Regions from separate parts of the Homo sapiens genome. Here region 1 is linked to region 2. A link is an interaction called in ENCODE POLR2A ChIA-PET data of the cell type or tissue named here. Cell type or tissue: B cell. All regions are shown on one strand. Each heading gives the region's core, and the rest is flanking DNA. Links, peaks and the distances in the headings are about the cores only.

Region 1 (14,924 bases), core at 5,071-10,070, 1.3 Mb after region 2:
GTTCAGTAGGGTTGGTTCTCCTGAGGCCTCTCACCTTGGCTGTAGATGCCATCTTCTCCCTGTGTCTTCCCGTGGTCTTCCTTCTGTGGGTGTCTGTGTCCTCATCTCTTCTTATAAGGACACCAGTCGTACTGGATTAGGGCTCACTTGACCTCATTTTAACATAATCACCTCTTGGAAGAGCCTGTCTCCAAATAAAGTCACATTGAGAGGCCCTGGGGGTTAGAGCTTCAACGTAGGAATTTGAGGGAGGACACAGTTCAGCCAATACAGTTGCATAAAGACAGCTGCAGTCTCTCCCCTTCCTTCCTGGAGCTTCTTTGCTAGAGGGCTCTGGTTGCACGTTTACACAAGAGCACAGAGAAGCCAGGGCCTGGTTTGCAGGCTTGCCTGAATTTTTCTAAGATGTTTGCCTTAGGTGAAGTCCAAAATTCAGGTGAAAGAGATGAGACATTTCACATCTTGAAGAGGGTACGGTACTGTACTTGTGTTTTTGTGCTTTGAAGTGTAATTTTTGTTTCCGCTCCTTTTATTAAAGGTAATGCAGTGAGAAAATTAAGTACCCTTTCTTTTCCTTTCTTTGTATTGAGCAATTTTAAAATTCAACTTGCAGAAATGGATTATACATGATAATTTGCTGTGCATCCATAAAAACCATAAAATATAAGAGAAGTGTTGTTAGAGTAGCTGTTCCCATTTCCTGGCAGTCATTACATGCTTCCAATACAAAAACATTTTTCTCCTAACTATCTTTTCTGAGCTCAAAAATGGATTTCCCTCCAGCCCCTGTCATTCAATTATCACCTCGGGAAATGCACAGATATAACTGATGATCCCTTTCAAACGTCCTGCGGCAGGCCTCGCTCTCTCATCCTTCATCGTTCGTCCCGCTCCCGTCATTAAACGTTACATTGCCGATGTATATTTTATAAGGTGACCCTGACGGATGTCACTTTGATGCTGTGCAGGGATAATAAGATTGCACATATAATGAAAGGCCAATAAATAGAAAAATGTTTACGAGATAGAGAATGGTAGTTTTAACAGTTTTATGGCTTTCGTTTTTTCTTTCGTCTCCTCCCCCTTTGCTGGTAGAAAACATCAAGAAAGGTGAGGTGGCGATAGAACCAACGGCAGTGAAATCCCACTTGCCCTGTTTCTGAACTCTAATAAAATGAATTCAGGAAATAATGAAGTGTTCAGCTTGTGGGAAAGAAAAGTGATGTCAACAAATGAATTCTTAGGGTTTGGGAGGCTCTACCGAGAAAACAAGATTTTTCTGGTATTAGCATTATTACACTTAAAATATTTACATCCTATATTTAAACAAACAGTTCAGTAAAACAAGAAATAAACCTCCAAGAGGTTTAGAAATACAAGCCTCCAAGGGGGCCCTTGTGTGTGTGGGTTCCATGTAAGTGAAATTGTGTTGGAACTGCCCAGGGCTTCCAGGCCAGAGGCCGGGGTGATTCCCCTCATGTCGTGGGAGTCTTTCAGTTCAGCCTGAGCTTTAGACTGTTTTGCAGTGGCCTCAATCTTTGCCTTCAAATGAGTGGTTTCCAAATCTGTTATTTATTTATTTTTAAATTATTTTAATTACTATTATTTTTTAATTAAGTTGAAGTTAGGCCACTGTCAGTGCTTCCTCACTCAGCAGCTTTATTTACAAACAAACAAGGAAACCAATAGTTATCTATTGCTTGATCAATGAATATAATTTTTTTTAATAGATCTGCTTGCAGTGGGTAGCAACAAGGTCATAGAGGTTCAGCAGACCCACCCTGGGATCCCTCCAACACCTGTACGGTTTTGAGCCGCAGTTCAGAACCACTGATTTAAATAGATACTTCTAGCTGGAAGCAGTTTGGAAAGATGCTTTGTATAGTAGGTGTATGCAAACATCTTTTTTTGGGCAGAGCCCGTATCTCTTTAGGGACTCTACCTTATCTAGACTCAGGCATCACTGCTTTTGGATCAAGAGGCAGGTGAAGGCCACTTATTGGCACATTTCTGGGACATATGTTGCCTAGAGCCAAAAGTAGGCCAGAGGGCTTCTCCTGTATCAGAAGCTGGTGGGTGGTGTGAGGTATGGTAAGTAGGTAGTGAGGTGGGGAGGGTTCATGGTTGTAGGCTCCCAGCGTCTGTCTCATGTCGTCATAGAGGTTGTTCTTGGTATAGGAAGCAGAAAGCGTTTCTATAGACATGTGCATAATTCTAAATCTTCACTCATGGCTACCAAATGTGCTTCTGATTTGTGTGCCCCTGAAGTTGCTTCAAGCAGGTGCAGTTCTGTAGTCCATGGGTGCTGGGATGGGGGCTCTACCCTGAGCTGGGAAGGCTGGCATCCTGTTATTACCAGGAGGCACAGGGATATTTTGTGCTCCTCAGCCATAACTGCGAAGGTCCAGGTATGAAGATTAAGATGCTATTGCGTTGAACTCCAGAGATTCCAGAGATCAAAGATAGCCCAAATTTGCCCCCCTCACTTAAAAAAATCTAGATGGCTATTTCCTCTTAGTGCTTTAAACCATGATGGTCAAACGTTTTAGAGCAGCAGCACAGCAGAGTCTAAGGTTAAGGGCGTTAGACTTCATTGAAACTGAGCTTGGCCACATGGCTTCATCTCACTGTGCTTCAGTTGCCTCATTTGTAAAGCAGGGAAAATGAAGGTTTATCTATTTGGGAGTCTGTGAAGATAAAATATAAATAAAGATGAAGATAAAGTATATGTAAAAGATAAATATATATTAAGATATAAAAAGATATGGCTTAGCTTAGTTATTGTAGATTTCATAGTAAAATGTTGTTTGCTTGTTTGTAAATAAAGCTGCTGAGTGAGGATGCATTTTCAGTGGCTGCTGAGTGAGGAAGCATTTTCAGTGGCTGCTGAGTGAGGAAACATTTTCAGTGGCTGCTGAGTGAGGAAGCATTTTCAGTGGCTGCTGAGTGAGGAAGCATTTTCAGTGGCTGCTGAGTGAGGAAACATTTTCAGTGGCTGCTGAGTGAGGAAGCATTTTCAGTGGCTGCTGAGTGAGGAAGCATTTTCAGTGGCTGCTGAGCGAGGAAGCATTTTCAGTGGCTGCTGAGCGAGGAAGCATTTTCAGTGGCTGCTGAGCGAGGAAGCATTTTCAGTGGCTGCTGAGTGAGGAAGCATTTTCAGTGGCTTCCTAAGCCACCATTCCATGATACTCACCTTCAGAGCAGCCACTTCCAAACATCGGCATGTGGATTGCGTTTTCACTGGCCCATAAGAAATAAATGTAGCCATTTTTCCTAACAGTAAATGTAATCAAAGAACTTTTTCTGTTTACTTTTTTGGAGATAAAATGTCATTTCTTTTACAAAATAATGATGAGATCAGGAGGCAGTTACTTCTAATGACCTTACATGGCAAAATAAGAAAGTGGCAATTCGGTATCCATTTCTCAAAAGTTTTATCCTTTTAATTTCAGGTGAATTTTAATTCTCCAGAAATAATCATTTCATCAGATGTTTACTGAATACTTATTCAAGATGTTGTCTTAGACCTGTGGGGTACTCACAGATGAGATAGCACGTACTTTGGCAAGTTGGGTGGGCCCATGTATGGTTACAGCACAGGGAAGCCTGTCTGTGCCAGCACAGAGGCGGGAATGAAAAGATGTAGGAGTGAAACCTGTATGATGCCATCCAGTGGTGGGGGAGTGAAGTGAAGGGAAGGCTTCATGGAGAAGAAGGCAGCAAATGTGATGAATTGAGTCCTGAGTGATGAGGAGGACTACAGGGCCTGGACAGAGGAGGAGGTGGGGGTGGTATGGGGCTCAGGGGCTCACCCAGCAGGCAGGAGAGTGCTGAGGAACAGAAAACTGGCCATTGTGTTTGACATAAGCCAAAGGCCGTGAGGCGGGGGAATATGGTAGAAAGGAATATGGTAGAAAAGTCTTCCGGTAACACAGAGAAAGTCTCAGAAGAAGTAGTCAAGCAGCTGGGCCTTTGTTCCTTAGGCCCTGAGGAACCTTTGACCGTTTGGAGAAGAAGTGGCAAGGTACTAGCGGGGCTTTGGGAAGACTCACCTGGTCTGTGTGCAGCATGGGAGGGCCGGCCCAGGGAAGAGCTGTGGCAGGACCTCAGGTCCAGACGTCTGAGTGGAGGTGTGGGGCCAGGGTGGGATTAGCAAATGGCTGAGTTCATCCACCAGAACAACACAGAGCTTAGGAAATCTCATTACAGTGTTCAGTGTTGGCAGAAATCTTGAGCTATTGCAGTTCCTTTGCACTGTACAAATGGAGTGGTAAATGTAGTGGTAAAAAAAAAATTTTTTTTAACTGATTTTTTAAAATGTTATAAAAAGGTGCCTGGGTAAGGAACATCTTCATGAGTGTCTTAGACTGGCCCCACCTATTTACAAGTTAAAGCCACAAGACCTTCACGTACTTCCCTCCTTTCCCTTTGCCTTTCCCCAGAAGAGGATCTGGAGGTGGCACCGAGGGACTGCCTTGCCTGGAGGCAGCTGCCTCCTCACTGTGGGCTTCCTCGTGGGTGGCGGTTTAGATCAGAGCCCTTCGGCCTCTTGAACGTAGGAGGCTGAGATTTCAGAATTCCACTTCTCTGCGTGTGCCTTCAAGCAGATCATCATTCTCCCTGCTGCACTCAGAGACCACAGAGGTGATATTTAACGATTAGCAGCAGAGCCCGCTGACAGTGCCAGGCTCCTTTAGGGATTAGAGGATTCGGTTGGTTAACAAAAGAAGGAGCCCAGGAGAACAGTGCTTTAATTACCAGAGTTGTTACTGGAAGACAACCGGTTGCCTCCTGGAAAAAGATCTGTAGAAGGTGGCTGCTCCTGAATATCGCTGCTGGTTCTGCCCAGTGCCCGGCTTCTCACCTCAGATGTTCTGAACAGTTGTCAGATCCAGCCCTTGAATCGTTGGGGAGGGAAAGGAAAGAATGACTCGCATAGGATTCCATGCCAGGAAATGTTCCTGACTGCACTCGGCAGCAGCGTTGGAGCACTCCAGTTAGGGCAGCTCTTCAGGGGACAGCGTCGCATGCAGACTTCCTGGGACCGGCTCTCAGGGCCACAGCTCTTTCCTCATGGCCTGGGTCACTCTCTGGGCCCGGGTTTAGGAAGCAGCTCTACACCATGCTTCTTTCTCCCTCTCTGCCCTACATAATTTGAGGCCTTGTTTTTTATTATTTGTTGCTTGCTGGGATTTCTCCCTGAAAAAACATACCTTAAAAAAAAGTTTTAGATCTCTCCACTTCAGTAAGGAAGGGGTGGATTTCTTCATCCCCTTTACGTGGACCACCAAAGAAGGAGCCAGATGCTCACTGTGGGGCATTTTTTCAAACAAAAGTTTAAGCAGGGGAACAACATTCTGACTCTAATTGCACATTAGCACCGAGAGTTAAGGCATTGTGTAGAGATTATTTAGCTGCTCCTTCTGTATTCATGTTAAAATATTTGTTTAGCCATAGGAACAGATAATCTTGTGTCTTAAAGAATTAAAATGATTTCTTCTAAATGCTTACTTCTAAGACTCTGCGATGGGGTCAGGTGCGTACAAGGATGTGCACTCAGCAGCCCTGCCCCTGTTGGCTCCTGTCCCATCACGTAACTACAGTCTGCTCAGCTGACAGTGGTAGGTGGGCTTCGAAGACCTGTGAAATAGCTTCGGAAAGAAATTGTGTTTATAATCCTGTTATCCATGAGAAGCTTCCAGGCCTGCCTCCTCATCCCCCTTCTCTCCGACTGCCCCCTCCTTTTTAGTGGGCGATGCATGGCCCAGAAAGGGTGCCCATTGGAAACTTCGTTTGTGAAAAAGAAAGGAGCTGCAGCTGACCCTCACTAGTGGCACAAGGCCAGAGCCTGGGCATATGTGACGTTGCAGGGATCTGGTTTAGATGCCTGCCTGCCTGTATCTCCCCTCTGTCTGCATGGGCAAGGAGGCAGGAAACTGGTGTTCCAGGGCCTTCCTTAACATAGCCGTAAGGCCAGCAGTCCTCATCATTCTTTGCTGTTGGTCGTAAAACTGTGTTGTGACAGTGGAAGATTCTCACTGTTCTCTGTGAACTGAATCGAAAGGGGGTGCGCATACGGTTATTTACAAAGGACTGAGTCCTTCTTTGGCTTAATTTAAAACACACACACACACACACACACACACACACACACACGACCTGATGGTAGGTGGCAGGCTGCAGACACCCTGGATACCGTGTGTGGGAGTCTCCAGACCTCATCTTCTATTGCACTCCCTCCCCTTCCTCAGGGGAGTGTCCAGACTTCTTGGGTGATGTGGTAATAATGATATAATTACCAAAAAAAGTGGGACTCAATCTTGGGTGTACCCTTATGCTTCTAATATGGGACAGCAGAAACCATTGATTTAACCTTCTCCTGCCTCCATGTCAGCTTCTCAGAGGATCCTGTCTGAGCAGTTCATGCTGGGCTCGGGCAGAAGAGAAGCTGGGCCCCATACTGTTTGAAACAGGCATGCTTGCTACGAGTGAGCCTTTTATAGTCAAAATGCTTCCAGTGCCTTCTTCTTCAACAATCTCTTCTACTCTTTCACTCCCCCATGCCCCTAAAGAGAGAGAAGACATGTGGCTTATCACAGGACAGGTTACAGGTTCTCTTCCCGTAGCATTCCACTGCCTGTGGGAAATTAAATAGCAGTTGTGTTGGTGGATAGTGTTTAGTTTACCAAATGCGCACAGGTAAGTTGGCCTGTTGGAAAGCCTGGGAGGAGACCCTGCTCACATCTGTGCACACATGCACATACACAGGGGCACCCACTTGGCCCCTGGGTCGGGTTGCCTATCACTTACCCAAGATAAAGCAGAACTGGGCCTGGCCAGAACAGCAGAACCAGTATTAATACCTGAAATGGGTACAGGCAGCCTCTAGGAGGTAGGCAGCCCCGGCCCCTGTTGCTCCAGCCCAGATTGCCCAGGCGGCGGAGGGAGCTCTTAAAGACCTGTGCTGATGTCTTACGTTGTGTCTGTGTGAACTTGATAGACTTGCAGCCTAACCCTGGAGGGGGCAGAAATAAAGTGGTGGCTGAGGAGGAGAAAGTGGCCTGAGCCCAGCAGGCCCCTGGATGGCAGGAGCGGCTGCCGCTGAGCTGTCCCTCCGCTAGGCCCAGAGTCAGCTGACTCTGCATCCTTAGCTTTTTCCTTCTCTCCTAAGGCCCTTCACCCAGATTGCCTGGTGCCAAGCAGCTTACTACTTCTTCCCTCTCTCTTCCATGTGTGGCACTCCCTTCCCCTTGTTTTTCTTTTTGTGGGAAATTAAAGGAACCTAATGGTGCTTATTTTCCTAACTCCATCTTAGTGTATAGCCTGGAAAGACACCTCTGCTGGGAAGAGACTCCTAAGTCCAGGAGCCAAGCTCCTGTCATTGCCAAAGGCTTTTTGCATATGACCTGTGGGAAAAATTTAGCCCCCCCACCGCCAAAAGAAAAAGGAAAGGAGAGAGAATCTGCTAAATATAGCCCAATGGATTTGAGCACTTCTCTTGGCAAGAGCTGCAGCCGGGAACACTGTCAGTTGGAGATGACTTCGCCCTCTTCCTTTCCCATTTCTGCCCAGGCACTAAACCAGTTGAGTTCCTCATGCTGTGTGCAATTATAGCACCGAGACATAAGATATGTTGACTGTGAGACCTTGTTGTGAGATGAGGTGAGAGCATCAGGAGCAAAATGATCATTATAGGCCATTCATGTCGACAACATTTTATACCTCTGTGTTTGCTTGCAGGCAAAATCAGGAGCTAATTTGCAAGGCTGCCTTTGTGGAGCTGCCTTTTGATTAATGATTGCCTGTGTTAATGTTTCAGTAAGCTATTGATTTCTGCAACAGCTTTTGTTCCCTGAATTTATGTGCAGCGGGTCTCTGCAGCACACACTATGCATGTTTGATTAAAGTTCAATTGACTTCATTCCTGGCGAGGCCTCTAGCTGCTTCACTCCCTATTTGTAGAACCAGAGCTTTCCCCGACATGTTCTTTTGTTTGTGCTCAAGACCTTGCCACCCATGCAGTCACCAATATGCCATTTCCGATCCTAGACTCGCTTCATTCCAGTGTTGAATCCCTTGATAGGCATAACAGTGGTTGAGAGGCAGCTAATAAAACCCGGCCTGGATTTGTTGTTGTTTTTCTTCAGCTTTATTGACGTAACCTGCCATATATGGTATGAATACCGTAAAAATGCACCCACTTTAAGTACACAGTTTCATGAGTTTTGACCACTGTATACATTTGTGTCAGTGACACCACATTCAACTTACAGAGCATTTTCATCACCCTGGAGTGCTTACCTGAGTTCTTTTAGTTTCTTGTCCCCCACCCTCCAGGCTCTCGGCAACCGCTAGTTTGGTTTTTGTGATCTCTGGGAAGGACTCACGCAGCACCCACCGTCCCTGTCTGCCTGCTTTCATGCAGCATGGTGTTGCTGCATGTGTCGGTGGTCTGTGCCTTTTAATTGCCAAGTTGTAGTCCAGTGAATGTGGGGATACCATTATTTGTTTATCCATTCTCCTGCTTGTGGGCATTTAGGTTGTTTCCAGTTTGGACTGTTAAGAATAGTTTCTGGCTGGGCACGGTGGCTCACACCTGTAATCCCAGCACTTTGGGAGGCCGAGGCAGGCAAATAACGAGGTCAGGAGATCGAGACCATCCTGGCAAACACAGTGAAACCCCGTCTCTACTAAAAATACAAAAAAAATTAGCCGGGCTGGTGGCGGGCTCCTGTAGTCCCAGCTACTCGGGAGGCCGAGGCAGGAGAATGGCGTGAACCCGGGAGGCGGAGCTTGCAGTGAGCCGAGATCGTGCCACTGCACTCCAGCCTGGGAGACAGAGCAAGACTCCGTCTCAAAAAAATATATATATATAGAATAGTTTCTATGAATGTATCCGTGAAAGTCTGTGTGTGAGAATTTTTTTTTTCTTTTGGGTAAATAAGAGAAGAATTGCTGGGTTGTTTGGTAGATATCGTGGTTTGAGCATTCTGTATTTCCACCAGCAGTGGATGACAGTTCTGGTCACCCTGTCACCTTCCTGAATTGTAAGTTTACCGTTCTTACCACCTGTGACTTCACTGCTGTGGAGGACAGTCCTTCCTGCCTGGTCATTTTCTTTTCTTCTTTTTTTTTTTTTTTTTTTTTTTTTTTTTAGTAAAAGGCGAAAGATTTATTCGATTTGAAGAGAAACCAGTTGCCTGGTCATTTTCATCCTTGGCACTCAGATGGTGAAATCTGTTCTGGACTACTTCTTCTTTAAGTGTCAACAAAAAGTTGATGTTGATTTCAATGTTAGATTTCTTTCTTTTGGGTCTTGATTTTTTTCACTTGTTGGCAGAGATCAGTGAAGCCAGGAGCAAAGGTTTGAAAGTTAAGCCTTTTTTCTGTCTGGCATGGGGCAGTTTCTTACCTCACTGAACTCTGGCTTCTTGTTTTTAAGTGTTCTTTTATTTTTTTTAAAGAGATGGCCTCTCGCCCTGTCCCCCAGGCTGGAGTGCGGTGGCACATTTGTAGCTCACTGCAGCCTCAGCCTCCTGGGCTCAAGTGATCCTCTTGTCTCAGCTTCCTGAATAGCTGGTATTATTACAGGCACACACCAGCACACTGGGCTAATTTTTTAAACTTTTTTGTAGAGATTGGGCCTGTAGGGCCCAGGCTTGTCTTAAGCTCCTGGCCTCAAGCAATCCTCCTGCCTTGATCTCCCAAGTAGCTGGGACTGCCGGTGCACACCACCATGCCCAGATAATTTTTTTTTTTTTTGAGGTGGGGGACTAAATCTCACTATGTTGCCCAGGCTGGTCTTGAACTCCTGGCCTCAAGTGATCCTCCTGCCTCAGCCTCCCAAAGTACTGGTATTACAGGCGTAAACTGCTGCGCCTGGCTTCTTCCCTTAACCTGGGATCTGCAGGTTACTATCTTTTAAAGCCATTTCAAAACATATATATTTGATAAATAGAAATAATTGATTATAACTGTGTGTAGCAATATTGCATTATAGACAAATGCTATTTAGAAAAGTCAGGTTGCTGCTTTTTAACAGCCTTCAGGTAAGACTTGAAGGCATGGCAGAGGCTCAGGTACCACCTTCTCACTCGATTTTTCTCTCCCGTTTTTGGTCCCTTTTGTCTCGTATAGCTTTGCATTTCTTCTTACATCCCAAGCTTTTTTTTTTTTTTTTCTTTTTCTTTGAGACAGAGTCTCACTCTGTCGCCCAGGCTGGAGTGCAGTGGCACGATCTCGGCTCACTGCAAGCTCCGCTTCCCGGGTTCACGCCATTCTCCTGTCTCAGACTCCCGAGTAGCTGGAAATACAGGCATCTGCCACCAGGCCCAGCTAATTTTTTGTATTTTTTTTAGTAGAGACAGGGTTTCACCATGTTAGCCAGGATGGTCTCAATCTCCTGACCTCAGGTGATCCGCCTGCCTCAGCCTCCCAAAGTGCTAGGATTACAGGCGTGAGCCACCGCACCTGGCCACATCCCAAGCTTTTATCATTCAGTAGCCCCTAAAATGACTTGGACTGAGGAAGTAGAAGGAACCACTGTGAGTTTTTTCTCATTCTTCTTTCAAGCTCTGGAATTTGAGCTGTGACTTATCACAGCACCAGTTGCCCTTTTGAGCTCATGAAGCATGACCTTGGACAGAGCATTTGGAGTGTGACTGCTCCCTGCCTTGATTTCTCTTCCATATTTTCTCAGAGGAAAACCAGACACAAGTCAGCGTTTATGTCAGCAGTGATCTTGTAACCCCCTAGTGGGATTTACGAATCTTTTCCGTCTAGCCAACACCCAAGGATCAGTATAGATAAATGCATTTCCAAGTCTGGAAAGCAGGAAGTGAAAAGAGCTAGGAGGTTCACAGATCATGACCTTAGGGGCCAGGATGCTCATGCCCGCTGGGACAGTTGTAGCTCGCATTCCTAGACTAGCATGGGGGAGAGGAGCCAGTCAGAAATTCCAATGGCAGTATCTGCATTTCTCCTTATCATTCAGTTACCATCTCATGGAACCGAGGGGTGGGCACATGCACATACGTGTAGGGACATGAGTGTGCTTGTCCCGAGATGGCTCCCTGGCCCTGCTGGCCTGGGGTTATGCTTCATCTGCTAGGTATTGGTGATCAGGAGTAATTTGTTAAGTGTTAAGTGCTTGGGGAGGTTGAGACACGTCCAGTGCTCCAGGAGATACATGTGATGGGCTTTATAGGCCAGTCAGCCCTCCTTCAAGGCATTCCAGCCCTCCTTTAGGGACCGCAGCCGTGGTCCCACTTCTTACAAAAATGCCCAGGCATAAGATGCAGCTGTGGGCAGTCAAGTACTCAAGGCACGGCATCCCCTGCCTTGCGGAAGCCACCCCACCACCTAAAATCTGCCCACCTCTCTTGTCACTGTGTTCTGAGGCCATTTCCTCTGGGGGTGTTTTGGATGAAATCTGGTCTGATGGGTGAGTTTGTCATGTGGCAGCTACATGTCTTTGTTTGGTTTGTCTATTTTAGTCCTTCCAACACTAGTCTTTCCATCCCCCTCTCTCACTTTCCCCTCTCTCTTTTTGCCTCCTCCATTCACAAGACAGTGTTTGATGAGACAAAGTGAGGGTGCAGGTACCTCCAAGACAACTCCCAGCATCTAGTCGCCAAGCTAATAGACTTTCTACAGTGTTGATTTAATTAGAGGGAAACCAAGTGATCTGTGCTCTCTCACTTGGCTGTGTTTGTTTTTTGGGTTTTTTTTTTTTGTTTTTTTTTTTTGTTTTTTTTTTTCAGTTCTAGGTAAAGAGACTTTATCTTGGGATGTTTAAGAAATCGTCTTTTGTGTGTAGGGTGAGATGGCAGCCTGCAGCGCCCTGAGGGCTGGGGGTGCCCAAAGTGCCCTTTCTTTAAAAAGCTTACATTTGCTATATTTCCAAAAAGGTATCTTGCTTTTGTTTCTGCTGGGCCATGAAAAGAAGCCTGACCTTGTGGTGTGTGATATTTCACCTTTGCATCAGCACCACTGTGTGTCTGTCCTCTTGTAGTCTTTCTTTGCCAAGCCCAGTCCTTGCCTCTGGACGTCGTGCCGGCATGTCAGATGTGGGCCTTCAGATGGAGCCAGGTGGAGGCTGTGGAGCAGTTTCCTGAGCATGCGGTCTCTGTTCTTCCCCACCTTCTGTTTGGCCCTGGTTCCTCACCACCTGGGCAGTTTGCTTTGGTTGGTTGGTTGTTTCTGGGGGAGTCTAACTGGCCGGGCATTTCCTTCTCACACCTGTGTGATTTCACTGGCATTACTGTAAAGAAAGCATCGTTGTGTTCACACACATGCACAGACTCACGTGCACACACAGCTAGAATGTAAGCTCCTCGTGGGCAGGAATCTTCTCTCCTTTTCGTCCATTGTGGATGATGTGTACCTCCCATGTGTACAACAGCGGTGGGGTCTGACATAGCAGACACCCAACAAGTACTTGTTCTTGGTGTCTGGAAGTCAAGCTGTGCTGGGCTGAGGAGGCGGGCCCCATTCATGCAGTCCACGGGCAGCTCAGTGGCTGTTTCTTGGGCAAGCCCAGTTCCTCTCCCAACTCCAGGAGCGACTGGTCTTTATTCTCATCTCTGGCACAGCTGTTAAACACCCAGCTTTCCACTGTGGCAGAGAGGGTGCGTGGGGCACGGAAAAGCCCCAGGCCCTCCCCCACAGTCAGCCCTTCTCTTCTGCAGGGGGAGCTGATCACCTTCTATTACTATTGGAAGAAGACCCCCGAAGCAGCCAGCTCCCGAGCCCATCGTAGGCACCGCAGGCAGGCCGTGTTCAGGAGGATTAAGACTCGCACCGCGTCCACACCCGTCAACACACCCTCCAGACCCCCGTCCAGTGAATTCTGTGAGTAGGGGTCTTGGCATCACAGTGGGCGGAGGGGAGACTGTTCACGGGCAGCCTGTCCCACTCTGGGCCCGTAGGAGCTGATGGCTCCGGGAAGCATGAGGGGGTGTGCACCCGTGCTCCAGTGCATGTGTGAAGCCTGACCTAAACATAGACCGATGGTGGGGGCGGGGAGCAGGACAAGGATTCAGGAGGGAGACTTTAAAACATTATTTGTACATTTAAATATTTCTCATAAACTCAACATCATCTTAGGTTTTTACAAAAAATACACGTCTTGGCCTGGGATGTTTTTGGCCTTGTCCTGGGAAGGTTTTCCATTTGACAGATGATGTACTTGATGTCCTGCTTGAATTCTCATTGCACTTTTGGTTGTAAGAAGATCAGATTAACACTTTCTTCTTTTTCCTCCTGCTTCACCAAGATCCTCTTTTTGGTCCCAGTATGATGTACAATCTAATGATGCTGGAGCCCACACCTTCTCACCCCTAAAAAACTGGGGTGTAGCAAAAGTGCCTTATAGCTCTGTCCTGGCCCGGGACGCTGAACCTGAGGGGCGCCGGTGTTGCGCATGCAGGCGACTAGAAATCACCTAGCAGGACGGGTTGGGGGCGCTCGGTGAAGTTGGAATTTCTCAGGATTGCCTGGGCGTATTAGGGAGGGAGGCAGCATGGACGCGCTTGTCCCAGTTCAGACTCACCCGTTACGGGCATCAGTGGCAGGGCAGGCCCTTGGGTATGGCGCCTCACACACAGGCCCTCTGTCCTGGTGACTGACACTGAGGAGCTCGAAGTGGTCCTTTGCAGACACTGTCCTACCTCAGCCTGTGCACCCAGCCGCTCTGACTGGTGGCCAGAACCTGCAGTAGGCCAGAGGTCACAGGTGTTCCCCCCTCCCCCCCACCCCACCGGCCCAGCCTTGGCTGAGCATGATGGTGTCTCCCCCACCCCCACTATGTGCCTGCCACGCCCAGTGGACCTAAGTTCAGCCAGTGAAGATGACTTCGACAGTGAGGACAGTGAGCAGGAGCTGAAGGGGTACGCCTGCCGCCACTGCTTCACCACCAGTAAGTGGCCTCGTCACGCTCCTGGGGCGGGGCGGGGGCACAAGCACTTCCATGTTCTGAACATTTCATGCATCCAGCTGGAAACCTGCCAGGGACAGTACTTGATTTGACATTTGCATTGTGCTTCGGGATTCGAGAAAGTTAGAAATGTTTAGTTTACTTTACTCCTCTGCTTGGCAGTCGGTATGGAATACTGACTGGTAGGCAGGACAGATTGAGTGGGATTGGGGGGTTGACACTGTAGTTCCCAGGAGCTTGCTGCCAGCTTTTCCTGGGCACCCCAAGTTGAAGTGGGCAGCAGATGCCCCTGAAACCCTCTCCTGGCCTTGGGGGAGCAGGGCAGCACTAGCCCTGGGGTGTTGGGGCCCAGGGCTGCATGGTGCTGGTGGCATCAGGTTTGGGTAGAGCCCACAGAAGGGCCCCTCTGCCCAGACATCCCCAGGGAGAGGGATGGTTTCCAAGGTTGGCCCCCACCACTTCCCTCACACAGCCTCCAAAGATTGGCACCACGGAGGCCGGGAGAACATCCTGCTTTGCACCGACTGTCGCATCCACTTCAAGAAATACGGTGAGCTCCCGCCCATTGAGAAGCCCGTGGACCCGCCACCGTTTATGTTCAAACCCGTCAAGGAAGAGGATGATGGGCTCAGTGGGAAGCATAGCATGAGGACACGGCGGAGTCGGGGCTCGGTGAGTCCCCTGGGGCCATGGGGCTCCTGGCAACTTCTTCAGTTTCCTGGGATGTGTGGGGGCTTGAGCCTCCCAGGGGGAGGAAGCGAAAGTCTTGTTTACCAGACAAAGTCCTGGAGGGGAGCTGCTTTGCCCGAGGCGGTAGCTTGCCTGTGGGCTGGGAAGAGTTCTCTGTTCTCTCCTTCGAGGGGCCCCAGGGTGGCATCCTGCTCTGGGTTTTGTAGCAAGCTCTTAGCTTCTGGCTCAGTGCAGGCTCTCCAAGGCCCCTCTTGCTCTCCAAGGCTGCTGCTTGTGGTGTCACTTCCATTGTATCAAA
Region 2 (14,924 bases), core at 8,786-13,785:
GAGTACATCTCCTTTCCTTGGCTCTGAATATGAGGAACTTTTTTTTTTTTTTTTTTTTTTGAGGTGGAATTTCTCTCTTGTCACCCAGGCTGGAGTGCAACCTCTGCCTCCCAGGTTCAAGTGATTCTCCTGTCTCAGCCTCCTAATTAGCTGGGATTATAGGCACCCACCACCACGCCCAGCTAATTTTTGTATTTTTAGTAGAGACAGGGTTTCACCATGTTGGCCAGGCTGGTCTCGAACTCCTGATCTCAGGTAATCCACCTGCTTTGGCCTCCCAAAGTGTTGGGATTACAGGCGTGAGCCACCGCGCCTGGCAAGAAACATTTTTAATGGACTTTTTTAGAAGGATGTGTAACGAGAAAGTTGAGGTTTTTGTTTTTCCTCCTAGAAGAAAATTCTCATGAAGTAGTTCATTTGAGACCAATATCCTGATGTTCTTAACTTCCTCCTCAACAGCAGGTCAGCAGTAAAGAGGAAAATGCAGGCATCAAGCACACCCTGTTTGCGTGACTTTCCTCTCCTCCCTTAAGGCTCCCTGAAGCCCCCTCAAAACGAATGCCAAGGCCACTCTGAAGGGTTTAAGAGGTCTGGCGCAGGCTCATGCCCGTAATCCCAGTACTTTGCGAGGCCGAGGCAGGAAGATCGCTTGAGCCCAGGAGTTTGAGACCTGAACCAATGTATACTTTTCATGTACTGATTTATGATTTTACCTACAATTCCTGTCTTCCTAAAATGCATAAAACCAAACTGTAACCCAATCGTCTTGGGCACACTTTCTCAGGACCTCTTGAGACTGTTTCTTGGGCCATGGTCACTCATGTTGACTCAGAATAAGCCTGGGCAACAAAAGGAGACCTCCATCTCTACAAAAAGCTACAAAAATTACCCGGGTGTGGTGGCATATGCCTGTTGTCCCAACTACTAGGTGGGCGGATCACTTGAACCCAGGAGACTGAGGCTGCAATGAGCTATGATAGCTCCACTGCACTGCACCCTGGGTGACAGAGCAAGACCTTGTCTCAAAAAAAGTTAATTAGAAATAAAAATAATTAAAAGGTTTCAAGAGCAGGCATTATGGGCAGCAACCCAAGCTGGAGTCAAAGCCCCAGATTCTGTCCCCTGAAATACCTGAGGAATCCACCTGGCTGCCTCAGTTTCCCAAACAGCATATAGGGTCATCTGGATGTGAGCAGCGAACAGTCACCAAGACAAATTCTGGACTTGAATGAAACCATTAGTGAGTCCTTAGCCCCCATTTCCATGCTCCAGAGGCTGCAGGACCACAGCAGACTCAGAGTCCTGGAGACACAGCCCCGTCAGCCCCTACTCATCTGCTCAGGGAGCTAAGACCACATGGGAGAGGTTCACCGGCTTGCTCAGGGAGGCTCACACCCAGATCCAGTCAGCCAGCCGAGGACACAGTCTATTTGGACAGAAAGAGGTTGTCAGCTCCCCTTCTGGGACCATCTACCTCTAAGGCAGAAAAATCAATCTGCTATAGATTAAAACAAAATCAATCTTGAGGGAGAACAGAGACTTGTTAATTTATATTAATATATAATAAGAATGAGGGGAAGCATGGGAGAGGGTGAGGGATAAAAGACTACACATTTGGTACAGTGTACACTGCTTGGGTGACGGGTGCATCAGAATCTCAGAAATCACCACTAAAGAACTTACTCGTATAACTAAAAACCACCTGTACCCCAAAAACTACTGAAATAAAAATAAAAATAAAGTATTTGCCAAACCAAAAAAAAAAAAAAGAATAAGAACAGCTAATATTTACAGAGCATCAACTATGTGGAAGGTGATGTTCATTATCTATTTACCTTATTTAATCCTTCAGACAAACCTAGGAATGGGCCCATTAAGGTTCATTTTACAGACAAGGAAATAGAGGATCAGAGAAGTTAAGTAGGCACCTCAGAGTCACACAGCTGGGAAGTGGAAGAGCTACGGTTTGAATCTGAATCTGCCCACCACTAGAGTTCATGGGTTTAACTACTGCATTACTGAATTTCAAGATGAATCCAACTCCCGGGGAGTTGGTTCACTGGACAACTAAGGAAGTGCAGACCTCATGCTATACATCCAGCCAGTAAAGAGAAAGAAAGCTATTTAAACTCATTGGCAATAAAAGAACTAGGTTTTACACCAGGCGTGGTGGCTCACTCCTGTAATCCCAGCACTTTGGGAGGCGAAGGCGGGAAGATCACTTGAGCCCAGGAGTTCCAGACCATCATGGGCAACATGGCGAAACCCTGTCTTTACTAAAAAAAAAAAAAAAAAAAAAAAACAAAAATTAGCCAGGCATGGTGGCAGCACCTGTAGTCCCAGCTACTTGGGAGGCTAAGGTGGGAGGATCACTTGAGCCCAGGAGGTCGGGGCTGCAATAAGCTGTGATTGCTCCAGTGCACTCCAGTGTGGGCGACAGAGTGAGACCCTATCTCAAAAAAAAAAAAAAAGAAAAAGAAAAGAAAGATATGTTTTAAATAATTACCTCTGAGCCTATTAGCAAAACATTATTTCGGCCGGGCACGGTGGCTCACGCCTGTAATCCTAGCACTTTCGGAGGCCGAGGCGGGCAGATCACGAGTTCAGGAGATGGAGACTATCCTGGCTAACACGGTGAAACCCAATCTCTACTAAAAATACAAAAAATTAGCCGGGCGTGGTGGCGTGAGCCTGTGGTCCCAGCTACTTGGGAGGCTGAGGCAGGAGAATCACTTGAACCCGGGAGGCGGAGCTTGCAGTGAGTCGAGATTGCGCCACTGCACTCCAGCCTGGACCACAGAGTGAGCCTCCATCTCAAAAAAAAAAAAAAATTCTTTCAATATTATTCAATGCTGGCAAGGATGTTATGAAACTATTATATGTCACTGGGATAAATTGGTCACCCAGGCTGGAGTTCAATGGTGTGATCATCACCCTTGGCAACCTTGAATTCCTGGGCTCAAGCAATCCTCTCGCCTCAGCCTCCCAAGTAGCTGGGATTACAGGTGCATGCCACTGTGCCCAGCTAATTTTTAAAAACAATTTTTGGCTGGGCGCAGTGGCTCATGCCTGTAATGCTAGCACTTTGGGAGGCAGAGGCGAGCAGATTACCTGAGCTCAGGAGTTCGAGACCAGCTTGGAAAACATGGTGAAACCCCGTATCTACTAAAATACAAAAAATTAGCCAGGCATGGCGGTGTACGCCTGTAGTCCCAGCTACAGGAGGCTGAGGCAGGAGAATCACTAGAACCCAGGAGGCAGAGGTTGCAGTGAGCCGAGATCATGCCACTGCACTCCAGCCAGGGCAACAGAGCGAGACTCCATCTCTGAAAAAAAAAAAAAAATAGCAGGCATGGTGGCGCAAGCCTGTAATCCCAGCTACTGGGGAGGCTGAGGCAGAATTGCCTGAACCCGGGAGGCAGAGGTTGCAGTAAGCCAAGATCGCACCACTGCACTCCAGCTTGGGCGACAGAGCGAGACTCTGCCTCAAAAAATAAATAAGTAAATAAAAATTAAAAAAGAATTTTGTAGAGATGGGGGAGGGTCTCACTATGTTGCCCAGGTTGGTCTCGAATTCAGGTGTGAGCCACTACACCTGACCTCAAGCATTTATTTCTACTGATTTCAAGACAAAGCTTAACTCTTTCAACGAGTTGCCAATCAGAAAATCTTTGAATACGGCCAGGCATGGTGGCTCATACCTGTAATCCCAGCACTTGGGAGGCCAGGGCAGGTGGTTCACTTGAGCTCAGGAGTTCAAGACCAGCCTGGCCAACATAGTAAAACCCTGTCTCTACAAAAATACAAAAATTAGCCTGGTGGGTGCCTGTAATCCCTGCCACTCAAGAGGCTGAGGCAGGAGAATCACTTGAACCTGGGGGGGCAGAGGTTGCAGTGAGCCGAGATTGCACCACTGTACTCCAGCCTCGGTGACAGAGTGAGACTCCACCTCAAAAAAAAAAAAAAAAAAAAAAAAAAAAAAAGACCGGGCGCGGTGGCTCATGCCTGTAATCCTAGCACTTTGGGAGGCTGAGGTGGGTGGATCAACTGAGGTCAGGAGTTCGAGACCAGCCTGGCCAACATGGTGAAACCCCATCTCTGCTAAAAATACAAAAAATTAGCAGGGTATGATGGCGGGCGCCTGTAATCCCAGCTACTCTGGAGGCTGAGGCAGGAGAATCGCTTGAAGCCAGGAGAAGGAGGTTGCAGTGAGCCAAGATTGTGCCATTGCACTCCAGCCTGGGCAAAAGAGCAAAACTCTGCGTCAAAAAACAAAAACAAAAACAAAAATTAGCTGGGCATGGTGGTGGGCAGCTGTAGTCCCAGCTACTTGGGAGGCTGAGGCAGAAGAATAGCTTGAACCCAGGAGGCGGAGGTCGCAGTGAGTGGAGATCGCACCACTGCACTCCAGCCTGGGTGACAGAGTGAGACTCCGTCTTGGGGGACAAAAAAAAAGAATGAAAGGGTTTATAGGATGACGAAAGCTGAAATGTTTAAACAGAAAGAAGTCTCCTTTACCTAAATATTTTATGAGAATGGATATAATATCTGGCTGCGGAATATTTCCCCTGCCTACTATTGGAAACCAGGAAGCGTGTAAATCCCCTCCTCAAGCAGTATTAATTGGACATGTCAATGTCCACACCAAGCCCACACAGTGTAGAATAGAAGCTGCAGTGCCGGCATGTACTGGCATGAGCGAATTCTGTTCCACAGCCCTGTGCGGAATGTAAACCAGAGCTACGGCAAGAGCTTGTGAGCGCTCCCCATCTCTACCAAAATACAAAAAATTAGCCGGGCATGGCGGCGTGCGCCTGTAGTAGGGGAGGGTGAACTGGCACCCAAATCTCCCAGAGATGAGGTAACTACTGGGGCTTTGGAGTAGAGCATTTCCTCTTGAGAGGCATTTACTACCTTGCCATGGGACATTCACCAAAGCTACCCCTATGATGGATATGACTGAAGAACATGAAATTACTTTTTCAGGTTTTTTTTTTTTTTTTTTTTTTGACAGGCTGTCACTCTGTTACCCAGGCTAAAATGCATTAGTGCGATCACGGCTCACTGCAGCCTTGACCTCCAGGGCTCAGGCAATCCTCCTGCCTCAGCCTCCCAAGTAGCTGGAATCACAGGTGCACACCACCACACCCAGCTAACTGTTTTTATTTTTTGTAGGACAGGGTCTCCCTTACGTTGCCTAGGCTGGTCTCAAACTCCTGGGCTCTAGCAATCTTCCCATCTTGGCCTCCCAGTGTGCTAGGATCACAGGTGTGAGCCACTGCACCCAGCTAGGACATAAAATAATCTTAAGACTGAAATACCCAGGACATCTCAGGTGATGTCAAGGAAACACTCTAACAGGGATGACAATGCCCAGAAGAGTTCCCTAATAAAACAGAAATCATTTATACACGATGGCATTACCTGGGGAAGGCAAGGAGGAGATACTCACATGAGCAGGGATCCTCTTTTCCCCTAGGACTGACTCTGGCACTATGATGAGCAGCTGGATTCTGTAGCGCCCAACAAACAACTCTCCCTGACCAAACGAGAGCTGCTGGGGTGGTGGCTAGCAGTTCCAAGGTGAACAATGCCTCGTTTGCAAAGATGCCAATCTGATCAAAGATGGTAAAAACAAATCAGCTCTAAGGGTCGAATTGCATGCTGTTTTCCCAGCAGTGATGGGAGACTTGAACAGTGGTAAAACCCCCTGTATCTGTGCAGGGCTTTGGGTGCCAGTTCACCCTCCCCTTGTGGGTGGTGGTCAACAGCCTGGCCATACATTTAGACAGGAGGGCAATGCAAACCTGACCTATTAAACGGATATTTCTTTGGGACACAGCCCTATAGAAAATGAGGGTAGGCTGGGTGCAGTGGTTCACGCCTGTAATCCCAGTACTTTGGGAGGCCAAGGCAGGTGGATCACCTGAGGCCAGGAGTTTGAGACCAGCCTGGGCAACATGGTGAAACCCTGTCTCTACTAAAAATACACAAATTAGCCGAGCATGGTGATGTCTGCCTGTAGTCCCAGCTACTTGGGAGGCTGAGGCAGGAGAATCACTTGAACCCGGGAGGTGGAGGTTGCAGTGAGCTGAGATATGCCACTGCGCTCCAGCCTGGGCGACAGAGTGAGACTCCGTCTCAAAAAAAAAAAAAAAAAAGAAAGAAAGAAAAAGAAAAAGAAAGAAAGAAAACGAGGGGTGCATTGAAGTCGGACCTCTTCATCAATGATAGACTGGATTAAGAAAATGTGGCACATATACACCATGGAATACTATGCAGCCATAAAAAAGGATGAGTTCATGTGCTTTGTAGGGACATGGATGAAGCTGGAAACCATCATTCTCAGCAAACTATCGCAAGGACAAAAAACCAAACACTGCAGGTTCTCACTCATAGGTGGGAATTGAACAATGAGAACACTTGGACACAGGAAGGGGAACATCACACACCAGGGCCTGTTTTGGGATGGGGGGAGGGGGGAGGGAGACCATTAGGAGATATACCTAATGTAAATAACGAGTTAATGGGTGCAGCACACCAACATGGCACATGTATACATATGTAACAAACCTGCACGTTGTGCACATGTACCCTAGAACTTAAAGTATAATAAAAAAATATTAAAAAAATAAAAATAAAAAAATAAAGTAAATAAAGTCAGACCTCTTAATGCCCACCAGAAGAGCCTTCTAGGTTTGGAAGGTGACAGGAATCAACAGGTAGATATCAACAGGTAGATATCCCACATGCTCCCTTGAGATGGCCATCTGGGTCCGTGAAATGAGGGGATACGGGCCCCACAGCGGTGCAGAGATGGGCTGGATCTAGCATGTTCCTCCGCACCCTCTCGGGCACATAATGCCAGGAAGAACTGTCCTGTGTGCCAGTGAGAGAGACAGACACTGCACAGGGCTGTGGGGTAGCTTCCCTGGTGGGAGGCCCTGAACATGGCTGGCAAGTGAAACTGAGGCTGGTAGCCCTGGGGACTACGACTGGGTCTTGAATAGACGCTGACTTGGAGTGGGCTTTGCTTACCCAGTGGAAAGTGCAAATGCTCAGAGCGCCAGAGCCAAACCAGAACAGAAGACACCGTGTGGGTTTGGATGGCTGTCATTTCTTCAGACCACAGAACACGCTGTACAGCCCATAATGTCCAGCTATGGGCTGGACAGAGAGACAGCCTCCGCAGAGCAATAGTTTGATAAAGAAATGGAACCGCTGCCAGGTGCAGTGGCTCACGCCTGTCATCCCAGCACTTCGGGAGGCCAAGGCAGGTGGATCACCTGAGGTCAGGAGTTCGAGATCAGCCTGGCCAACATGGTGAAACCCCGTCTCTACTAAAAATACAAAAATTAGCCAGGCGTGGTGGCATGCACCTGTAATCCCAGCTGCTTAGATGGCTGAGACAGGAGAATTGCTAGGACGCGGGAGGTAGAGATGGCAGTGAGCCGAGATCTTGCCACTTCACTCCAGCCTGGGAAAAAGAGCGAGATGCTGTCTCAAAAAAAAAAGAAGAAAGAAAAAAGTAATGGAACCGCTCTTCACTTTTGTGGCCATCACCGAAGCCGGAGTGGCCAAAATGAAGTTCAATACCTTCGTGACTTAGAACCACAGCAAGAACCACAAAAGGCATTTCTATGCACCTTCCCATATTCGCAGGAAGAGAGATTGTCTTTCCCTCTTTCCAAAGAGCTGAGGCAGAAGCCTAAGTTCAGGTTGTGTGAGGACACCACAGAGGCCAGCAAACCAGCAAAGCGGGTCCAGGTTTAAAGGAAGAAATACGTCATCTACACTGAACGAGTGCAGGGGGAAAAGTCTAATGGCACGACTGTCCACGCTGGCATTCATCCCAGCCAGGCTGTTATCATTAGGCTAACACTGGACAATGACCACAAAAAGATCCGTGAATGGGCCAGGCGTGGTAGCTCACGCCTGTAATCCCAGCACTTTGGAAGGCCAAGACAAGAGGATCTCTTGAGCTCAGGAGTTCGAGACCAGCCTGGGCAACATAGCAAGACCTTGTCTCTCAAAAAAAAAAAATTTGAGATCGAGTCTCGCTCTGTCGCCCAGGTTGGAGTGCAGTGGCATGATCTCGGCTCACTGCAACCTCCGCCTCCCTGGTTAAGGGTTCAAGTGATTTTCCTGCCTCAGCCTCCTGAGTAACTAGGACTACAGGCATGCACCACCATGTCCGGCTAACTTTTTTTTTTTTGAGACAGAGTCTCACTCTGTCACCCAGGCTGGAGTGCAGTGGTGCAATCTCGGCTCACTGCAAGCTCCGCCGCCTGGGTCCACACCATTGTCCTGCCTCAGCCTCCCAAGTAGCTGGGACTACAGGTGCCCACCACCAAGCTCGGCTAATTTTTTGTATTTTTAATAGAGACAGGGTTTCACCGTGTTAGCCAGGATGGTCTCGATCTCTTAACCTCGTGATCCGTCCGCCTCGGCCTCCCAAAGTGCTGGGATTACAGGCGTGAGCCACCGCGCCCGGCCAATTTTTGTATTTTTTTGTAGAGACGGGGTTTCGCCATGTTGGCCATGCTGGTCTCAAACTCCTGATCCTAAGTGATCCACCCGCCTTGGCCTCCAAAAGTGCTGGGATTACAGGTGTGAGCCACCACACCCGGCCTCTACTAAAAAAAATGTTTTAAATGAGCCAGGGGTGGTAGCATGCACCTACAGTCCCGGCTACTCCAGAGGCTAAGGCAGGAGGATCACTTGAGCCCATATAGTCGAGGCTGCAGTGAGCTGTGATTGCACCACTGCACTCTAGCCTGGGCAACAGAATGAGACCCTATAAGGAAAAAGAAAAGAAAAGAAAAATCCTTGGCTGGGTACAGTGGCTCAGGCCTGTAATCCCAGCACTTTGGGAGGCCGAGGCGAGTAGATCACCTGAGGTCAGTAATTAGAGACCAGCCTGGCCAACATGATGAAACCCCATCTCTACTAAAAATACAAAAATTAGCTGGGCGTGGCCGGGCACGGTGGCTCAGGTCTGTAATCCCAGCACTTTGGGAGACTGAGGCAGGTGGATCACTTGAGGTCAAGAGTTCGAGACCAGCCTGTCCAACACGATGAAACCCCATCTCTACTAAAAATACACAAATTATCTGGGCGTGGTGGCGCATGCCTGTAATCCCAGCTACTCTGGAGGCTGAGGCAGGAGAATCGCTTGAACCCGGGAGGCGGAGGTTGCAGTGAGCCGAGATCACACCGTTGCACTCCAGCCTGGGCGACAGAGCAAGACTCTGTCTCAAAAAAAAAAAAAAGAAAGAAAAAAGAAAGCAAGAACAAATCCTTGAATGGAAAGCCAAATCTCACCATGTAGGAAATGAAAGGGGAAAATACAAGGAAGAAATAATTAACAAGATGCAAGAATAAAGTCATTTTATATACAAATGTTCCTTAAAACTGCTAAAGTGGAAAAAAAAACCCAAAAAAGTAGAACTGGCGACTGAAAGGCTGGCTGTCTGAAGTGGGGAGACAAAGGCATGAAGGGGTGGCTCAGCTGCCTTCCCGAGTGTGTGCCCACGCTCAGCCTGGGAGGCACCAAGGAGTATCCCCATGTGCTATTCCTCTGTTTTCCCGGTGGATCTGGGCAAGAAGGGTGGGAAGGACGATGGTATGACTATAATTCTTGCTAAGACTGGTATAATGACTGTAATTTTTTCTTGCTTCCCAATAGCAGCTCAATGGCACTTACACTGCCACTAAAAAGGATGCGTAGGTTATGAAGCAATGTGGAAAACTGTTAATGAGCCAATGTTAAGTGAAAAAAAGCAAACTACAAAAGCACATGCCTAGCTGCTCAAAAAAATTAAAAATTGGATTACCATATGATCCAGCAATTTGGGTATATACCTGAGAGAACTGAAGGCAGGGACTTCAACAGGTCTCTGTCCACCCATGTTCACAACGCAGCATTATTCACAAAAGCCATAGAGTGGGAGCAACAGAAGTGTCCATCGGGTGAATGGAACGAAAGAACATGGTCCTGGCCAGGCGCGGTGGCTCACGCCTATAATCCCAGCACTTTGGGAGGCCGAGCGAGCAGATCGCTTTAGGTCAGGAGTTTGAGACCAGCCTGACCAACATGGTGAAAGCCCGTCTGCTGAAAGTACAAAACTAGCTGGGCGTGGTGGCACATGCCTGTAATCCCAGCTACTTGGGAGGCTGAGGCAGGAGAATCACTTAAACCTGGGAGGCGGAGGTTGTGGTGAGCCAAGATCGCGCCATTGCACTCCAGCCTGGGCAACAAGAGCAAAAATCCGTCTCAAAAAAATACAAAAATTAGCCAGGTGTGGTGGTGCGTACCTGTAATTCCAGCTACTCAGGAGGCCGAGACAGGAGAATTGCTTGAATCAGGGAGGTGGAGGTTGCAGTGAGGCTGAGATCATGCCACTGCACTCTAGCCTGGGTGACAGAGCAAGACACTGTCTCAAAAAAAGAAAAGAATGTAGTACCTACACACAGTGGAATGTCCAGCCTTAAAAAATGAAAGAAATTCTGATACATACCCCCACACGGATTAAGCTTCAAGAAACATGCTAAATTAATGAAGCCAGTAATAAAAAGACAAATACTGTAGGATTCCACTCATGTGCAGTACCTAGAGTTGTCAAAAGCACAGAGACAGCAGAATGGCTGCCAGGGCTGGGAGGAGAGGGGAGTTAGTGTTTAAGGGGAAAAGAATTTCAATTTTGCAACATGAAAAAAATGCCTGAGGGTGGGCGGTGGTGACGGTTGCACAATAGTGTAAATCCCACAGAACTGCGCTCTTAGAAATGCTTAAGATGGTAAATTTTATGTTATGTATATTTTACAATTAAAACATGAAAATTAAGATAAAAAGCATATGCCTACTAATTACGACTAAATTATTTTTTATTTTAAGTGCTGGGGTACATGTGCAGGACGTGCAGGTTTGTTGCATAGGTAAACGTGTGCTACGGTGGTTTGCTGTACCTATCAACCCATCACCTAGGTATTAAGCCCCGCGTGCATTAGCTATTTATCCTGATGCTCTCCCACCCCCTACCCCACCCTCACAAGCCCCAGTGTGTGTTGTTCCCCTCCCTGTGTCCATGTGTTCTCATAATTACAACTAAGTTAAAATGCACATCCAAAAGAAGTTAATGGAAAGGATACCCAAATGGGCAACCGCTGTGTTGGGCTAGAGGGATGATGATACATGACTTCTGTTTCTAATCCACTCCACACCAGCTCCTTTGCAGACACTGCATGGATTGCTATGTGCCTGGCACTTTACACAGGATAATATACAAAATCCTCAAGACTAACAGGTAGGTATTGCTGTCTCAGTGTTACAACTGGACTCTGAGGTTCTGATGGGTTAAGTGACTTGCCCAAGGTCACCCAGCAGATAAAAAGTGGCTTGGTGGCCAGGCCCAGCACTTTGGGAGGCCGAGGCAGGTAGATCACCTGAGGTCAGGAGTTTGAGACCAGCCTGGCCAATATGGCGAAACCCTGTCTCTACTAAAAATACAAAAATTAGCCAGGTATAGTGGCATGTGCCTGTAATCTCAGCTACTCGGGAGGCTGAGGCAGGAGAATCTCCTGAACCTTGGAGGCAGAGGTTGCAGTGAGCCAAGATCCCACCACTGCACTCCAGCCTGGGTGACACAGGGAGACTCTGCCTCACCAAAAAAAAAAAAAAAAAAAAAAATGTGGCTGGGAAAAAACCCAGTTCAGCTGACTCCAAAGACAGTACATTTTCTCCCACGTGGCAATCCCCCTAAAACCACCACCTCACCCAGCCCCACCCTCACCTGGACATAAATGACTTTTTTTTTTTTTTTTTTGAGACAGGGTCTCGCTCTGTCACGCAGGCTAGAGTGCAGTGTTGCAACCATAGCTCACTGCAGCCTTAAACTCCTGGACTCAAGTAATCCTCCCACCTCAGTCTTCCACATAGCTGGGGCTACAGGCGTGCATCACAAGGCCCAGCTAATTTATTTTTATTTTTTGCAGAGATGGGGGTCTTACTATGTTGCCCAGGCTGGTCTCAAACTCCTGGGCTCAAGTGATCCTCCTTCCTTAGCTTCCCAAAGCATTAGGAATACAAGCATGAACCACCATGCCCAGCCATAAATGGTTTTCCAAAGTTTCAAAAACAAGGCTGATTATGCTTCTCTATTGATAAGAAAGCACTTCTTCCAGATTTCATGACCAACATAGAAAAGAGCAATGCCCCCACTGTGGCTGATGCAAGGGGGGGGCCCAGCCCTTCCAGAGAGCCCTGGAGCACCTCACCCAATCATTCTCCCATGTCCTTATCCACCCCTCCTACAAACTTCAATGATTAATGGGGCTCCCCAAACCCCTCCCAGTGCCACCAGCCCCATACCATGTCCTGGGGTAAGAGGTGGGAACAGAGCAGTGTCTGTGTCACCATCTGAGCCCTCCCCCCACCTCTGCCCAACAGATGAAATTTCAAAATGTGAGGGGCTGTGTGACCTCAGAGAGAGAGAGAGTAGCCCTGGGCTGGGAATGGGCTGCGGAGGGCAGGGACTGTTGTTGAAGATAAAGAGGGAGGAGTTTGTTGGGGAGGGAAAGTAAGAGAAGCATTTCTCCTCCTGAGCTCCAGAAGTTTTCTGCTCCTGGGACCCCAGGAGGTTGGGGGTGAGGTGGGGACTGCCAGTTCATAAAAGTTGGGGAACGGAAAGCAGGAAGGAGGCTGGGGTCAATGGTCCAGCAGAGACCACCAGGGACTCTGACATCTTTGCCTAAAGTCACCCAGGGGAAAGTGGCAGAACAGGGCGGCTTCCCTGCAAAGATAACCGCACTTCCCACCGTCCCCAGAAAATACAGAAAGACATTCCTGTTTATCTGTAAGCGGGCTGATTGGTGGCCCCCACAAAGATAGGTCTTAACCCCCAGGACCTGGACATTATCTGGAAAAATAATAATGTGGAAAATGGGTCTTTGCAGATGTAAGTAAGTTAAGGATCTTGAAATGATTTCTATCTGAATTATCTGAGGGAGCCCTAAATCCAACAAGAAGTGTCCTTAAAAGAGACAGACGGAGACCCAGACACACGGAGGAGATGCCCTTGTGAAGACGGAGGCAGAGACTGGAGTGATGCAGCCACAGGCCAAGATACGCTGGAGCCCCCAGAAGGAAGAGCAAAGCAGGATTCTCCCCCTACAGCCCCCAGAGGGAGCGAGGCCTTGCTGATGCCTTAATTTTTAACTTCTGGCCTCCAGAACTGTGAGAGAATACATTTTTTTTTTTTTTTTTTTTTGAGATGGAGTCTCGCTCTGTCACCCAGGCTGGAGTGCAGTGGCACAATCTCAGCTCACTACAACCTCTGCCTCCTGGGTTCAAGTAATTCTCCTGTCTCAGCCTCCCGAATAGCTGGGACTACAGGCACGTGCCACCACGCCTGGCTAATTTTTGAATTTTTAGTAGAGACGGGGCTTCACCATGTTGGCCAGGCTGGTCTTGAACTCCTGACCTCAGGTGATCCACCCGCCTCAGCCTCCCAAAGTGCTGGGATTACAGGCGTGAGCTATCACACCCGGCCCATTGCTGTTGTTTTCTTTTAGTGACAGGATCTCGCAATGTTGCCCAAGTTGTAGTGCCATGGCTACTCACAGGCTCAATCATGGCTCACTGCAGCCTCAAACTCCTGGGCACAAGTGATCCTCCCACCTCAGCCTCCCAAGTAGCTGAAACTATAAGCATGCACGTTTCTGTTTTAAGCCACAAAGTTTGAGGTCATTTGTTACAGCAACCACAGGAGGTTAACACTGGTTGAGCATCCCAAATCTGAAATCTACAACGTTCCAAAATCCAAAATTTTTGAGTGCCATCATGATCAAATACAAAGCTCCTTGGAGCATTTCAGATGTCAGATATTTGGATTTGGAATGGTCAGTTGGTAAGCATATAATGCAAATATTCCAAAATCCAAACTCCACCCCATTTCTGGTCCCAAGCATTTTGGATAAGGGATACTTAACCCGTACAGCATCCCTCCAGGACCAAAAATCCCAAATAGGTCTATCCCTTTCTGCATCTCCTCCTCCCCCACCCTACTCCTGGCACCGCCCACTCTTCCGGCATTTTCTCTAAGTGGAAGCAATTTCCCCCAATATGAGTGAAACAGAAGCCAACCGAAATACCACTTTGGAAATGCCACACCCTTCACTCTGATCACTCCCCCTGTGCTCAGAATGTAATAGGAAGGCCGCGCATGGTGGCTCACGCCTTTAATCCTAGCGCTCTGGGAGGCCAAGGTGGGCAGATCACCTAAGGTCAGGAGTTCGAGACCAGCCTGGCCAACATGGCAAAACACCGTCACTGCTAAAAATACTAAAAATAGCTGGCCATAGTGGCGCACATCTGTAATTCCAGCTACTCAGGAGGCTGAGGTGGGAGAATCGCTTGAACCTGGAGGCAGAGGTTGCAGTGGGCCGAGATCACACCATTGCACTCCAGCCTGGGCGACAAAGCGAGACTCCGTCTCAAAAAAAAAAAAAAAAAAGAAGAAAAAAGAAAGAAAGTAATAGGAAAAGGGACCCATTTCCAGGAGCCCTGACCCTTATCCGAGGTGGTAAGGTTGTGACTTCTGGGGAGGGAGGGGAGTTTCACGCATATCCAGCCAGTGCAGCTGGAAGGGGAACTTTCACAGGCCCTAGGGACTGTGCTGGCCCTCAGGGAGGGGAGAATGGCCGTTATTTTGGTAGGACCCACAGCAAGTCACAGTGTTTAGCTGCAATAAAAAAGGGGGGGGGGCGGGGGGTTCCTGGGTTTTTTATTTTTTCCATCTTGAAACTGGCAGCATTTCTGCTATGATTGCCGGGGATTTCCACCAACCAAACTAAAGACAACTCAGTCTTAGCGTTAACTGTAGGGAGAGAGGTGGCGTTTTGCCACCTTCGCTATTTATGAAACA

What was found. Peaks named below come from ENCODE experiments on the same cell type or tissue, not always from the same donor. Only the 100,000 strongest peaks of a DNase experiment are listed, where the experiment ranks them.
Region 1: POLR2A ChIA-PET joins it to region 2 with 13 read pairs; 2 of 35 experiments call an interaction of 5 or more read pairs at or near these places.

Annotation. Positions count from the first base shown.
Region 1 is chr1:8,363,740-8,378,663 of GRCh38, reverse strand. It overlaps RERE (arginine-glutamic acid dipeptide repeats), which reads left to right. Exons shown (of 23, transcript NM_001042681.2): 13 at 12,690-12,852; 14 at 13,826-13,918; 15 at 14,409-14,608. Among named protein-coding and RNA genes, the nearest start is that of SLC45A1, 53 kb to the right of the region's middle. RefSeq lists enhancers at 4,301-4,993, 8,115-9,103, 10,707-11,207, 13,033-14,003 and silencers at 4,861-5,155, 11,155-11,324. In B cell, for the core only: no CTCF peak of the experiment used is centred there; no DNase peak of the experiment used is centred there; H3K27ac peaks cover 586 bases.
Region 2 is chr1:9,655,287-9,670,210 of GRCh38, reverse strand. The region is part of intron 1 of PIK3CD (phosphatidylinositol-4,5-bisphosphate 3-kinase catalytic subunit delta); the gene reads right to left. It also overlaps the pseudogene RPL26P7. Among named protein-coding and RNA genes, the nearest start is that of PIK3CD-AS1, 8.2 kb to the right of the region's middle. In B cell, for the core only: no CTCF peak of the experiment used is centred there; a DNase peak (open chromatin) is centred at 11,820; H3K4me3 peaks cover 172 bases; H3K27ac peaks cover 4,382 bases.